Regions from separate parts of the Homo sapiens genome. Here region 2 is linked to region 1. A link is an interaction called in ENCODE POLR2A ChIA-PET data of the cell type or tissue named here. Cell type or tissue: OCI-LY7. All regions are shown on one strand. Each heading gives the region's core, and the rest is flanking DNA. Links, peaks and the distances in the headings are about the cores only.

The links. Peaks named below come from ENCODE experiments on the same cell type or tissue, not always from the same donor. Only the 100,000 strongest peaks of a DNase experiment are listed, where the experiment ranks them.
Region 2: POLR2A ChIA-PET joins it to region 1 with 5 read pairs; 6 of 35 experiments call an interaction of 5 or more read pairs at or near these places.

What each region holds. Positions count from the first base shown.
Region 1 is chr7:65,472,340-65,480,307 of GRCh38, forward strand. LOC124901660 (a long non-coding RNA gene) reads left to right here and starts at 3,745. Exons shown (of 3, transcript XR_007060365.1): 1 at 3,745-4,076; 2 at 5,094-6,272; 3 at 7,933-7,968. In OCI-LY7, for the core only: a CTCF peak has its summit at 3,271; DNase peaks (open chromatin) are centred at 3,632 and 4,512; H3K4me3 peaks cover 2,271 bases; H3K27ac peaks cover 2,500 bases.
Region 2 is chr7:65,379,419-65,387,386 of GRCh38, forward strand. The region is part of intron 1 of ZNF92 (zinc finger protein 92); the gene reads left to right. Among named protein-coding and RNA genes, the nearest start is that of ZNF92, 9.5 kb to the left of the region's middle. In OCI-LY7, for the core only: no CTCF peak of the experiment used is centred there; no DNase peak of the experiment used is centred there; H3K4me3 peaks cover 1,865 bases; H3K27ac peaks cover 1,964 bases.

The sequences.
Region 1 (7,968 bases), core at 2,094-4,593:
CTGATTGGCAGCAAAGAATGAAGAAGGGGTGGTGAATTTGAAGTATATTTATTTATTCTCTGTGGCCCTGGGAGCCTTGTTGCCCCTCTTTTATTTTTTTCATTATTGTTTTTGAGACATGAGTCTCTTTTTTTGAGACAGAGTCTCACTCTGTTGCCCGGGCTGGAGTGTGGTGGCACAATCTCAACTCACTCCAACCTCTGCCTCCCAGGTTCAAGAGATTTTACTGCCTCAGCCTCCTGAGTAGCTGAGATTACAGGCACTCACCACCACACCCAGCTTATTTTTGTATTTTTAGTAGAGATGGCGTTTTGCCATGTTGGCCAGGCTGATCTTGAACTCCTGACCTCAGGTGATCCACCTGCCTCAGCCTCCTCCCAAAGTGCTGGGATTACAGGTGTGAGCCAATTTTGTGCCCTGCGAGTTGCCCCTCTTTTAAAACTGAAGATTGAAGAGGAGGTGACAAGTAAAGAAATATTTTTTAAACTATAACTTTACCTAGTGTGGTGTTTGTATATGTTTTATATATTTACATACATAGATTTTATGTATGTATATAAAGATTTCATTATTTAGACAGCAATAATTAATAAATATTTCTGTTATTTAATATTTGAAAATTAATTGTTACTCTAAACAGTAGGTGGTCTTTCACAATCATACTTTACATTTGTCTCATGAAAGCCTTGTTTTCATATATCTCATGTACACACAAGGAAACCGCTCATAAAGTGTCTGTCACTTCTGACTTCCAGCAACCTGCCTGGTTCCAGCACACATACACACACATATTTGTACACTCATACATACACACATATAATATCCCTACATCTTTATGCCTTTAATAATCTAGAGACTAAGCCTAATTTATGCTTGGGGAGATCTAGTGGGTACAGTTTTCTGCGATTGAAAAAGCCATTTTCAGCAGGATTAGCCTGAGACTGTTGCAGAGCTAATTGTCACTGATCTCATAGAGCTACCACTCTTAAAATCAAGTTCCATCATTTCCCCAAGTACACAGATGTTATCCTTGTTAAGTAGTGACAGTCACCAGTAATGTGAATTTGGCCCACTTTGGAGAACTACTTCTAGCACTGGCAGCTTTACATGTTGAGCACCATAGAAATGAGAATGTGACCCAAGAAGCAGTTTCCAGGTTAGGTTTCATGGAGTGATGGCACTGAGGACCACAGTTATCTGTTTTGGAAAACAGATGGAAATTTGCAGAAAACAAACTCACTAATAATGAATTTTATATGCCATTTCTGCATAAATATTTAAAAGTTTTTAAAATGTATTCTTTACTTCAACCAACATTTATTTAGTGCTGATACTATGCCAGGTACTGAGCTAGGAGCTGATGAACTAGATAAAATCACTGCCAGCAAGGAGCTCCCTGCCTAGTGAGGGATCCAGACAAGGAAAAACATAGATGTCAAGGCTGCACGACTGTGGCCTGCCATAGAGCTGGGCACCATGTGAAGGCCTGAGGGCTCTTGAGCTGTGGAGGAAGTATGCCTAGTTGTCTTAAGAGGGCTGAGTTCAAAGCTGCAGTGAGCTACCATCATACCACTGTACTCTAGCCTGGGTGGCAGAGAGAGACCCTGTCTCAAAAAAAAAAAAAAAGAGGGGGCTATCATGTAAGGCATGTACAAAGGTACAGAGTTAAGAGACAAAATGACACATTTATTGGACTGGAATAGTTGGGATTGCTCTGAGCACAGATGTGGAAGTAGAGGGAAGATGAACTAGAAAAATAGATGGGAAATGCTGAGGAGTTTGGGTTACATCCAAGGATGATGTGGAGTATGGAAAACATTTTAAGAAGGGAAACATTATTCATCTGGAGGATGACTGGAGAATGAGCGGTGGCAGGGAGTTTTAGTAACACAGATGATAGGGCAGGGGACCATAAATAGGAGAATAAAAGCTAAACTTGAGAGAATAGAGGGAGTACAATAGACATGACTTAGTGACTGGATATGAGGACAGAAGGGAGAATCTAGAACTTTTGGTTTTTCTGGGTGGTGGTGCTGTGGCACATAATAAGTGCTTAGTAAATATTTGTTGAACAAATGAGTGTGCTTAAAATATAGGAAGAACATGCTTTGAAGGGCTGAAATAGTCAGTTTGGTTTCAAGCAGGTTGAGTTTGAAAGGTCCTTTGATGGAGGTAGAAAATGTCTGCTATGTAGTTCACGTTGTGTTTTGGATTACGAAAGAGAGGGAAATCAGGGATGGAGATATATACTTGGAAATTATCAGCATATAAATGGTAATTGAAGCCCTGGGAACAGATGAGATCACTGGGAAAGAGTGTATATATTCTTCTGGAATTAAGGAGAAGCACATAGTTGGGACTCATCAGCATATAGGCTTAAGTTGGAAGTCATGAGTGTGGATGATATTTTCCAGGCTTTTGCATGTGACATGTATTAAAATGTATTTTGCCAACATCTAATGATTTAAGAAAAAACTGCTAAAGACTTCAAGAACCCTCGTGATTAAGAGAAAGTATGAGTATATGTTGTCATGATCCAAGACTCTGCAAATAAGATAATGTGCTAGCAAATACACACACATGCATGTGCACACGTGCATACACACACATCTGTATGTAGAGGAATATATTAGAATCAAAGAATCAGACTTCTATTATTCTTGATAGTAATAATGGATAATTATGCATGTTATTTAAACTGAAAGTCTGGGTGTGGTGGCTCACATCTATAATCCCAGCACTTTTGAAGGCTAAGGTGGGAGGACTGCTTGAGCCCAAGAGTTCAAGACCATGGAAGCTTGGGCAACATAGTGAAACCCTGACTCTACAAAAAATACAAAAATTAGCCGAGTATGGTGGCTAATGTACCTGTAGTCTCCGCTACTCGGGAGGCTGAGGTTGGAGGATTGCCTGAGCCCAGGAGGCAGAGGTTGCAGTGAGCTGACATCATGCCACTGCACTCCAGCCTGGGTGACAGAGAGATACTCAGCCTCAAAAACAAACAAACAAACAAAAAAACACCTGAAAGTTGTTAGCTATTACTCTTAGCAGTAGGTGGTCTTTCAAAATTGCACATTACATTTGTCTTGTGAAAGCCTTGCCGTCATATATCTCATGTATACACAATGCAACCACTCATAAAGTATCAAAGAATCAGACTTCTGATATAGTATTCTGTAGCTTCTGAGTTCCAGCAACTTTAGTAGTTCCAACATGGTGGCCCCTCTGTCCCTCCTCCAGGGGAGTATTCTCCCAATGTAAAGAATGAAAACTAACAATGTGTAGCTTTTGGAACTCTGGTCTGTATTCTACTTCAGACTTGGCCCTGCTGGCTGGTCTCTGAAACATGTGGCTCCAAGTAAATGCTAGGAATACTTGTGTAATTGAGCTGATCTTTCATAAGTGTCTATGGAGATGTCTTATTTTTTGGTTTGGGGGTTGGGTGTTAGGGTCATCCCGACCAGACTGTTCCCCTCCCTTCCCATGGGTGTTATAATGCAGTCCTTTGTGACCTCTGCACTGCTTCCCCAGGGCTAAAGACAAACACCCCTTCACCGACCCCTCCAGTAATTGTTTGTCCAGGCAGTTACAGGATGTGGTTAACATGTCTGTTGACCTCGCATAACAAAGCTGGCAAAAACATCTCCAGGATGTGGTCAAGACACCTGCACCCTCAGCTCAGCTCCCCCACCCCAACTCAGCCCTCCTGCACACCCAACTCAGCTGCCCCACCCTGACCCAGTTACTCACCTTATAAAGCCCTGTTGTAGTCTGTAAGAGGGGCTGCCTCCTCTGCTTTTGTCAGGAGGTAGCCCGGCAGGACTGACAATAAATCAGCTTGCCTGAACTTGGGTCTGCTGGCCTCACTCCTTTCTCGGCTGTCCTTCCAATTATACCTTATGTCTTGGTGCCGAAACCGGGAAGGTGGTAGAGTTCGGCCTCCTTTTCTCCCTTTATCCTCCCCCTGCTCCTTCCCCTGGCCGAACTCCCCCTTCCAGAACCTGCTAGAGACCCAAGGATCTCATACATCTTTTCCATTGCTGGCGAACACATCCAACACCAGGGACACCTCAGGAGTGAGTAAAGGAGACATACCTTCCGTCCGGAACCCTTGTCCGCTCTTTCCTTCCCAAAAGACCCAGCGCTGGGCCAAAGGTTTCCTCGTCCCAGCCTCCAGGAGACCCTCGATGTCTCCCTATCAGTGATGCCTGTACGGGGGATTATCGTACCTCTCCGACTTAAACTGTGGGACAGGGGACGCCTTCTCCCGCCATCCTTGTCTCTGGCCAAGTCTTCCATCTCTACCCCTCTCTCATTCCACTATGGGAGCCTCCCAGTCCACTCCCTCAAAGGCATCCCCCCATCGGGTGTCTCCTCCGTAACCTTAACACCCTTAACCTCCATTCCAAAATTTGGCCAAAAAGGCTCATCTTTCATTGTAACACAGCCTGACCTCAGTATAAATTGGGCAATGGCTCCCAGTGGTCTAAAAATGGCACATTCGATTTTAACACCCTCAGGGACCTGGACAACGTTTGCCATCGCAATGGAAAGTGGTCTGAAATCCCTTATGTTCAGGCCTTTTTTGCCCTCCGTAGCTGCCCCTCCCTTTGTCAGCCCTGTTCTGGTTTTCAAATCCTCCTTGCCCGCTCCAAGCCAGACTCATCCTCAGCTCCCCTTCCTTCTGACGATTCCTCCTTCTTTAACCCTGCTGACTTTTCCTCTCCCTGACAACACCGTAATCCTCCCCCAAATCATCACAATCCTCCACCATATGCTCCCGCTCCTGCCTTACCTCTTTCCCCTCCTCTCTCCAACCACCCAGATTCTGATTCTAATTCCTCCCCATCTCCACCTCCAGCAGGCCCAGCAGTCGGCCCCCTTACTTCCCCTGCGAGAGCTGGCAGGGGCTAAAGGAATTGTTCACGTCCACATTCCGTTCTCCCTCTCCAACCTTTCCCAAATTAAGAAACGTCTCAGATCCTTTTCCTCCAATCCTGACACTTATATCAAAAAGCTCAAATACCTCACCCCATCTTACAAATTCACTTGGCTTGATCTCCATATTATCCTCTCTTCTACTCTCTTCCCAGGAAAGAAAAACAAAACAAAACAAAGTGTGGCTTGCAGCTCAGTCGCATGCCAACGATCTTCATCGGCAAGACCCTACTAAGCCCCTAGGGGCCGCTGCAGTTCCCCGAGAAGACCTTCCTGGGAGTACCAACCCACATAACCTGGCCAGGCATCTCATAACCATGTGATTACTTGCCTCATCACAGGCCTTAACAAAGCAGCCCATAAGGCCATAATTTTTGAAAAGCTGAAAGAAATCTCCCAAAGAGCAAATGAAAACCCTGCTGAATTTCTTTCCCGCCTTACAGAGGCCCTCCAAAAATATACCCTTGTTGACCCCACCTCCCGGGAAGGAACCATTGTTCTGTTTTTTTTTTAAGATGGAGTCTCGCTCTGTCGCCCAGACTGGAGTGCAGTGACGCGATCTCGGTTTACTGCAAGCTCCGCCTCCTGGATTCATGCCATTCTCCTCTCTCAGCCTCCCGCCTAGCTGGGACTACAGGCACCTGCCGCCATGGCCGGCTAAATATTTTTTGCGTTTTTAGTAGAGAGAGGGTTTCACTGTGTCAACCAGGATGGTCTCGATCTCCTGACCTCGTGATCCGCCCGCCTCGGCCTCCCAAAGTGCTGGGATTACAGGCGTGAGCCACCACTCCTGGCCCTGGAACTATTGTTCTTAATATCCATTTCATCTCTCAGTCTGCTCCTGACATACAAAAGATGGCCCTCAAACCCCTCAACAAGACCTCCTTAACCTGGCCTTTAAGGTCTTCAACAACAGAGATAAGCAAAATAAATTAGATAAAGCCCAACGAGATGGTAATAAATACCAGCTCCTAGCAGCAGCTATTTGTCAGCCTACCCAGGCTGCCCAGGGGCACAAAAGACCTGATAGCAGTGACCCTCCCAGGCCCTGTTTTAATGTGAAAAAGAAGGCCCTTGGGCCCAAGCATGCCCTAACCCACAAGTGCCAAAAACTCCTTGCCCAGCCTGCCAACAAACCGGTCACTGGAAGTCCGATTGTCCTCTTAAGCAGACTAACCGGCCGGTTCCTCAAGGCCCTGGCAAAGCAAAGAGTGAAAAATCATTCACACCCCCACAGCTCCTTGGCCTTGCCACTGAAGACTGATGGAGCCCAGGGACCCTGGCCCCATCTGCCGTCACTGCATTGGAGCCCAGGGTAACTCTGCTAATAGCAGGTAAGCCGATCTCTTTTTTTAATCAATAGCTGGGCCACCTACACGGCTTTACCTGAATTTTTAGGACCCACTTACCCTTCCCAGGCCTCTGTGGTGGGGGTTGATGGACTTGTCTTCTGTCCACGTGCTACTGAATCCCTTACTTGTTCCCTATTTAATACTATTTTTTCACACTCCTTCCTTATCATGCCTCATTGCCCCACCCCCATCCTAGGCCGAGACATTTTAGCCAATTTTGCAGCTTTTATCACCTTTTCCTGTCCCCCTCAACCAGAAGTCCCTCCTGCTTCTCTCTGCTAGTCCGGCATCTGACCCCCTCTCCAGCACCCGCTACCCACCTCTCTCGTTAACCCAGTAGTGTGGGACACCACCACCCCTGCCATAGCTGCTCACCAGGACTGCATCAAAATCCAGTTAAAAGACCCCTCTAAATTTCCCGACGTTCCCCAATATCCCATTTCCCTAACACACCAAAGGGCTTACAACCCACCATAAACAAGCTCTGCTCACACAGTCTTCTTAGACCAACACACTCTCCATATAACAACCCCATCCTCCCTATTAAAAAATCCAACGGCTCATACCAACTCATTCAGGACCCCTGAGCTATCAATCAGGCTGTCCTCCCTGTTCATCCTGTAGTCCCTAACCCCTATACACTTCTCTCTCTCATCCCCTCCAACACAACCCACTACACTGCAATTGACCTGAAAAATGCCTTCTTCACCATTCCCCTACACCCTGATTCCATAAACCTCTTTGTTTCACCCAAACTGACTGCAACACCCTCCAGTCACAACAACTCACGTGGACTGTCCTCCCTCAGGGCTTCAAGGATAGCCCTCATTTCTCCAGGCAAGCCCTAGCCCAAGACCTCGCCTCCTTGGATCTTTCCCCCAGCCACCTTCTTCTATATGTAGAGGAACTCCTCCTCTGTAGCCCCTCCCTAAAAGGCTCCCAAACTCACACTGCAGCCCTTCTCAATTTCCTTGCTAATAAAGGCTGAAGCTCCCAGCCAAATAAAGCTCCTTCCTTCTTTAACATGGTGTCTGAGGAGTTTTGTCTGTGGCTCATCCTGCTACATCATAACTAGTTGGAAAGTACTGCCTTTGCTGCCTTAGATGTGTAGAACCTTTAGTCTTGGCCTTGGCTTAATTTAATGTGACCTCTGCAGCTAAGAACAATAGTTCCAGGGCCAGGAGCGGTGGCTCACGCCTGTAATCATAGCACTTTTGGGAGGCCGAAGTGGGCGGATCATGAGGTCAAGAGATTGAGACCATCCTGGCTAACATGGTGAAATCCTATCTCTACTGAAAATGCATGATCATTTGGCTCTTCTGAGATCTGAGATCATTTGGCTCTTCCCCTAGGGAACTAATGGTTTCCCACTTTTTCTTTTGCTGGCATTCTGGGGTATATCTTACTTGGCCATCTCCAGAAGTCAGAGTGGAACTACTGAAGAGTTTCAAAGAGCTGTGGAAGAACTGTGCTCAGTGTTTAAAACAGTCCTTTCCGTTTTCAGAAACAGGTTTTCTGCTTTGTTTTCAAACTTCAAAATTTATTTCTGAAACAAAGATTTATTTTCCCTGTGGTATTCTGAAGGTTTTATACAACTGTTAATTTCTAAAACCTAAGTCATTTCTTGGTTTTAAAACTTCAGTGCTGGCAGAGTGGAGCCAAGATGGCTGAATAGGAA
Region 2 (7,968 bases), core at 2,148-4,647, 93 kb before region 1:
TGTCACACTGCCCGTTGTCCTAGGATTCCAGGTCTCCTGCCATGGTGAGAGAGGACTGAAAACTTAGAGGAAAGAAGCTCTGATAACAGACATCCTTTCCCCACAGCTGCCACCACATGATTCCCACCCACTTACAAACATACTCACTAGACATTGATGTGCACACACTCCTCCCAGGACTAGGCACCACCCTCAGGAATTTCACCGCAGCATTTTTGAACCTGTTTCTTGCTCACAAAATTGTCTACAAGTCTCCTGGCATATCCCCACCTCCACACTGAATCTACAGCATCAGCCTGCTTTCTCCACCAACCTAGGGTTCTGCACCACCTGTTCATAATCTCATCTGCCTGCATGGACACAAATAAATGAGAGGACAGCCCCACGCCACTATCTGTAGCACAAACCAGTCTTTCCATCTACAGTGCACTCTCCCCCACCCATGGATCTTTTCTGTTTTGTTTTTGGTTCGGGAGTACACATGCAGGATTGTTCTATAGGTAAAATTGTGTTGTGGGTGTTTGGTGTAGACTATTTTGTCTCTGAGGTACTAAGCATAGAACCAAATGGGTATTTTTTTCCTGATCCTCTTTGTCCTGCCACCCTCTACCCTCAACTAGGCCTCAGTGTCTGTTTTTCCTCTTATTGTCTCCATGTGTTGTTGTTATTTAGCTCTTATAAATGATAGCATGCATTTGGTTTTCTGTTTCTGCATTAGTTTTCTAAGGATAATGGTCTCCAGCTCCATCCATGTTGCTGCAAAGAAAATGATCTTGTTCTTGTTTTATGGCCACACAATATTCCACTATTTTTATGTACCATATTTTGTTTTTATTAAATCTTTATTTTATTTATTTCTGAAGACAGGGTCTCACTCTGTCGCCCAGGCTGGAGTGCAGTGGTGTGATCTTGGCTCACTGCAGCCTCAATCTCAATCTCCTGGGCTCAAGCAATCCTCCTACCTAAGCCCCCCAAGTAGCTGGGACTACAGCGTGCACGACCACGCCTGGCTAATTTTTCTTTTTGTATTTTTTGTACAGACAGAGTTTTGCCATGTTTCCCAGGCTGGTCGCCAACTCCTGAGCTCACGCAATCCACCTGCCTCACCCTGCCAAAGTGCTGGGATTACAGGCGTGAACCACTATGCTCAACCACAATGTATTTTCTTTATCTAGCCTACCATTGAGGGTATTTAGGTTAATTCCATGTCTTTGGTACTGTCACTAGTGCTGCAATGAAGATGCATGTGCATGGGTCTTTATGATAGAATAATTTGTATTCTTTGGGTATATACCTAATTAGGAGGTGGGTCAAATGGTAATTCTGTTTTTAGTTTTGTGAGGAATTGTCACACTGCTTTTCACAATGGTTGAACTAATTTACACTCCCACCAGCAGAGTATAAGCATTCTCTTTACCCTGCAACTTTGCCAGCACATCTATTATTTTTTTGACTTTTTTGGTAATTGCCATTCTTACTGGTGTGAGATGGTATCTCATTGTGGTGTTTTTTTTGTTTGTTTGTTTGCATCTCTCTAATGATTAGTGATGAGCACTTTTTTAATATGCTTGTTAGCCACATGTATGCTTTCTCTTTTTTTTCTTTTCTTTTTGGAGATGGAGTCTCGCTCTGTTATCCAGGCTGGAGTGCAGTGGCACGATCTCGGCTCACTGCAACCTCCATCTCCTGGGTTCAAGCAATTCTCCCTCAGCCTCCCAAGTAGCTGGGATTACAGGCACGCCCCACCATGCCTGACTAATTTTTGTATTTTTTTTAGTAGAGACGGGGGTTTCACCATATTGGCCAGGCTGGTCTCGAACTCTTGACCTTGTGATCCACCCACCTTGGCCTCCCAGAGTGCTAGGATTACAGGTGTGAGGCACCACACCCACCTGCTTTCTCTTGAAAAGCGTGTGTTTATGTCCTTTGCCTACTTTTTAATAAGGTTTTTTTTTTCTTGTAAACTTGCTTAAGTTCCTTATGGATTCTGGATATTAGACCTTTGTCAGAAGCATAGTTTGCAAATATTTTTCTTTATTCTCTAGGTTGTCTGTTTACTCTGTTGATAGTTTCTTGTGGGTTTTGTTTTTGTTTTCTGTGAAGATGCTCTTTAGTTTAATTTGGTCCCATTTATCGATTTTTGCTTTTGTGGCGATTGCTTTTGGTATCTTCATCATAATATCGTTGGCAGTTTCTATGTCTGGAATTGTATTTCCTAGGTTATCTTCCAGGGCATTTTATAATTTTAAGTTTTACATTTAAGTCCTTAATTTATCTTGTGTTTATTTTTGGATATAGTGTAAGCAGGGAGTCCAGTTTTAATCTTTTACATAGTGCTAGCTATTTATTACAACACCATTTATTAAACAGGGAATCTCTCCTACATTTCTCTTGTCAGCTTTGTCAAAAATACGATGATTGTAGGTGTGCCACATTATTTCTGGGCTCTCTATTCTGTTGCATTGGTCTCTGAGCCTGTTTTTGTACTGGTATCATGTTGCTGTGGTAGTGCTCAGAGTAGAGAGCTATTGCTTTAAAATGCAAATAGCCAAAAAGAGAGCACTATATTCAACCATTTCTATAGGAGAGTGAGAGCCTACCTTCAGCAGGCACCTGGCTTCAAATTGCAAAACTACCTCCTGTCACGAAGATGTGAAAAGTTTATTTTGTCATTGAATATAGCCAATTAGCTTACACGGATGGCCTCCCCAGTTGCCAGGTGAATTTAGGATGAACTATGTATAACATGGTACTGTAAATTCTTCTACTTATGGACTAATTATTGTGACCGTCTTTCTGTCTTTGCAGTCTCTTAAGCAGATTGTGATGCGTGTCACATTCTGGTGTAATTGTGTAATAAAACAGTTTTCTTTCTGTTTTATCATTGTGGAGTTACTCTGGGGCTGGAGAAAACTTTCCTTTTAATTATATTTTCCAAACACTGTTTAAACTTACCACACATGATATAAACATATAAGGTGCCAACCAAGCTTTAATCTAGATGGGCCTTTTTGTCTCAGGCTTCCAGTCAACTCATGATTGTGCTGCAAAATGCATGCTGTCCCCTGAATATGCAGGCAGAATCGTGCCTCTGCCTATTTGGTATCTAGTCCTGTATAATCACATCTAGAGAGGCTAGACCAAATTTCTAAATACTTCACAGAACAGCAATTAACCATTTTACCTCTTTCAATGACTCTTGTATCTTTAGACCTGAAACTGATTCAGAGACTGTGGGGCCCGTTAGAGTAACATGCATGCATTGAGTAGACATGTAGGCATGAGAATCTCCACTTTCCCCTTCCTTCTCTTTTTAAAATGCCCACAAATGTGCAGGTAACACTTACTGCTATTCTACCCATCCAGGACCTAAACTAGCGGCTCCACATTCTGAATCTGGGTCTTGCAGTAAACCTTTTATCTGAGAAATGCAAATCCTTTTAGTTATAAGGCTCAAAGAGACATTAAAACGAGACCACAATTGTGTCTTTCTCTCTCCTTTGAGCTATGTATTTATCTCTTGAAACTGCTTGCTATTGCCACGAGTAGCTATAAATTAAACTAATAATGCTACGCTGAACACTATAACCCACACCCTATACAGCTTAGAAATGTATGTCAATCAGTAATCAAGGTTGTTTTTAGTAAATAAGTAAGATTTCCTGACAATTTTGTATCAGCCCACTCTCTATCTCTTTTTGCCTTTAAAAATCCACTTGTAACTGCTGCTAGATTCCAGGCAACTTGAATCTTTGCTCCCAGTTTACAATCTTCAAGCTTGGCCCAAGTGAACTGTCTACTTACATTTGTGGTTCCTCAGCTTTTTCCTATGAAGGAGGAAATTAAGGACATATTATTTAGAATGTGCCAGAGCAGCCTTTATGAGGGGATCTCTCCTTTGGTTGTACTTTTGCTGTAACACCCAAGAATGCAGAGCCAGGTTGACCCCATCTAGAATCTTCACATGTCTGGCCTGGGATTTGCAAGACAGGAGCAGACTTTGGATTGAAAATGTACAGAAAACCAAGAGGAGGCATTCTCTGCATTGTGAGATGTCAACATAGACATCTTAAAGCTACCTCCTTTGAGAGTGTGGCTATTTGAGCTTTTCAGATCTTGTTCAGTGACCTGTTACTGTTACGTGAGAGGTGCCAGGTATAAATAGAATCTGATGGCAGAATCTGTAAATGTAAACAAAGCATCTTAGGAGTGAGAGATCAAGGCCACAAAGTATCCAGAGCCATGACTACAACTATACCTACCTGTAAAAAATGTGATACTGGAGTAGAGTATTCTTGTCCTTTCTCTTACCCAAAGACTACCTGATCAGGACAGGTAATCCAGGTTCTGGAGCTCCACCAGGGCAGTTCTGTTTTCTATTTAGAATCAGCCTAAGTCTCTACTGCCTGGCTTACTACTGGGCCATCAGCCCAGGATCACTGAGAACCCTCTCACAATCACCTAGGCATCTTTGAAACATTTGAGGATGTCCAGAGTAAAACTGTGTTAGGCTGACAAGAGTGGTTCATTCTGCTTTTGTCTCAGTGTAAGAGAAATGAGTCACGCCAAAAAATGGGGGCTTCATTTGGGCCGCTTCTTTATATTGTTGTGACTTCTGAGGTCATCATTTGAATGGATGTTTATGGACAGAAGAGTTGTTATTATTATTTCTGTTTCTTTTACCTTGTTAAGAATACATATTTATCTTCTAATACAATTATGCTAGAAAGCCCTAAGAGATTTGTTTAAATTGCTTATTAGTATATGTTATAAAATTGACAGGGCAGTGGCTAAAAAAGATTAAAATTACACAAACTGTGGGATTTAAGTTTCTCTTAGGTAAGCTTAGGAAAAACAGAACGGAAATACCCCAGTGGCATAGAGAGCAGAATTCTACATAGTGTCCTCTCCCTGCCCCATTTCTGTTCAGATTCACCCTTTTTGGAGGCCTTATTGAAGTCTGGCTTCACCTTGGAGTCTAGCCTTACAGAACTGATTGAAAGAGAAGTGTTTTGGGTGATGAATTCGGCTGCCTTTCTAGAGCTGTTGCTCAGGATTTCTTGAAATCTAAAAGCAGATAAATGGGAAAAATAAAATAATATTTTAGGGCCTTAATTTCTTAATTTTGTATTAAAATCAGTGCATGCAGAAACATGCCATTTAGCAACTTATTCCTTATTCTATTCCTGAAGACCCAGTAGTTGCTCCACAAGCCACAAACAAGTAAATATAAACACAATAAAAATTCCTCCAAACTACGTTAAACTCTTTTCTTTATTCCTCTCATCTGTCTATATGTAGCTTTTATTCTGTACATTTTTCACAAAAAAAATGACAAATATAAATGCTGGGCCCTTTTTCTAAATTCTGGCAATTATTAAACAAAACCAACTCCCAGGGTGTTACGAGGATTAAATCACGTAATGTTTTATTCCTAGCAGTACTCTGTAACATACTCTTGAGGACATAGTACCTGTTTAATAAACATTGCATTAGTGCATGTGTAAATGTTGTTTTCCAAATGCAGACTTATTTGGACATTGCTGGCCTCTGTTTCCTCTGTAAACTTTAAAGAGCCAACAAAGAATATACTTTAGGATGAAGATTGGTTGTCTTTATTTGTACCAGAAGTATTTGTATTTTGACAAGAGTGCTGAGTGTAAGGGATTCTGTGATGTGCCTGCTTTGTCTAACTAGTGCTAATAATGAGCGCAGGGGGAGCAACATCAGCATCTATAGAGGACTTGTTTAAAATACCCTTTCATGGACCATTTTCAAACCTGCAGAATCACATTACATAGAGTGGGGCCAAAATCACCAAGTGATTTATAAGCTTATCAGTGCTTGAGAGATAATAATTAGCTAAGCGTTTATCAGCCCAGGCTTCTGATTAAGATTACATAGCCAGTTTGCAGAAATCTCTATTTGTGCCCTCCCCACAGGTTCTGTTCTATTGTTCTGGAAACATCCATATTGCTTTAAGGGCCTCATGTGACTCTAAGGTGAGGCCAGAATCAAGTATGAGGGATTCAAGATACATTCGTGAGTGTTAAGTTCTATCTTCGCACTAAAGGGTGGTCACAAGGCCTGTTTTCTTTGGGTTTGGTAGGGACAGGGCAGAGTGCCCCATATTTCCATTACTTTAGCAAAAATTGTTGGTGTCTGTGGTAGCAGAGGGCATCTGAGGACGGGAAAGGAGATATCATTATCTCCATAGAGCAGCTTATTTTTCCTGAATCTCTTCTGTTATAGAGGACAGAAATGGGTGGACTTTTTCTGCAGGTCTTGGACCTTCTGCCTGTGGGTGTGGTGGTAGCAGGTAAACAGGTGGTGCCGACACCTTTAAAGCCATATTCTTAAGATTCAGGTGTAATTTCTCCAGAGAATCATCTGAGAAAGAATCCCAGAGCAGGAAGAGAAAGAGGAAAAAATGGCTATTTTTCCGCTAAAAGTGTCTCAGATCAAGAGCTGTGTCCACTGTGCCTCCTGGAATGCCATGTGTTTAGTACTTATAAACCTTCTCTACTTGTGCTTTTCCTCCCTAATGAGTTTGTTTTAACTACTGTAAAAAATTTTCATTATAGTCAAGTATCTGAAAAATTTTTATTTATTTATTTTTGAGAAGGAATCTCACTCTGTCACCCAGGCTGGAGTGCAGCGGCATGATCTTGGCTCACTGCAACCTCTGCCTCCCGGGTTCAAGCAATTCTCCTGCCTCAGCCTCCTAACTAGCTGGGATTACAGGCGCGTGCCACCATGCCCGGCTAATTTTTGTATTTTTGGTAGAGACGGGGTTTCACCGTGTTGACCAGGCTGGTCTCGAACTCCTGACCTTGTGATCTGCCTGTCTTGGCCTCCCAAAAGTGCTGGGATTACAGGCATGAGCCACCGCACCCAGGCAAATATTTCTTCCTATATACTGGAGCCTTCTCTACATCATGGCTTCTTATATGCCATGTAGAATTCTCACCATGAATTTATGATCTTAAAAATGTTCCCTTTGTGACTATTGAATATGGGAGGATGAATATACTCAAGATTCCTATTGGGGAAAAGCTGGGGTCCTTAGTCAAGGAGAACATGTAATATTGAGGTTTCATCTGTCTTCTCCATTAGCTCTATGCAGAACAGGATTAAGAAAATGCTTTTTGAAACAGGATGGCATTTACTACCCAGAAAGTTCTGAAGAAAATTATTAGGAGATATATGTTGTCTAGGGTGCTAAAGAAAGACTATTTAAAATTACTATTAAAAATTGCAGAACATGGGAGATATCTGTATCTCAAACTTTGCATAAAATGGATGTTTCTTTATGGTTAAATTCAGGCTATAATTTACTTTTTGGGGAAGTAATATCCCAGCAGTGATGCTGTGTCCTTCTGTTCATCAGCACATTATAAAAATTTGTCCTAGTTCAGTTGATATTAATGATTCACTTGGTTAAAGAGCTCTCTGACAGATTTTTTCACTATAGAGTTAGTAATTTTTCTCTCGATTATTAAGTATCTGTTTTCTTTCTTCTTTTTTTTTTTTTTTTTGAGACGGAGTTTCACTCTCGTTCCCCAGGCTAGAGTGCAATGGCGCAATCTCGGCTCACTGCAACCTCCGCCTCCTGGGTTCAAGCAATTCTCCTGCCTCAGCCTCCTGAGTAGCTGGGATTACAGGCACGCGCCACCATGCCCGGCTAATTTTTTGTATTTTTAGTAGAAATGGGGTTTCACCATGTTAGCCAGGCTGGTCTCTGAACTCCTGACCTCAGGTGATCCGCCCACCGCAGCCTCCCAAACTGCTGGGATTATAGGTATAAGCCACTGGGCCCAGCCAGTTATTAAGTATCTTTATGCAGCTGATGTGCATAAACCATTACAGTTAATCTGGCAGCTGCCCTTCTTTATTAGGTTTTCTTTGCATATATCTGTCTTTGGAAAATGAAGGCTCTCGTCTTTGTTTATGGGTCAGAAAAACTGG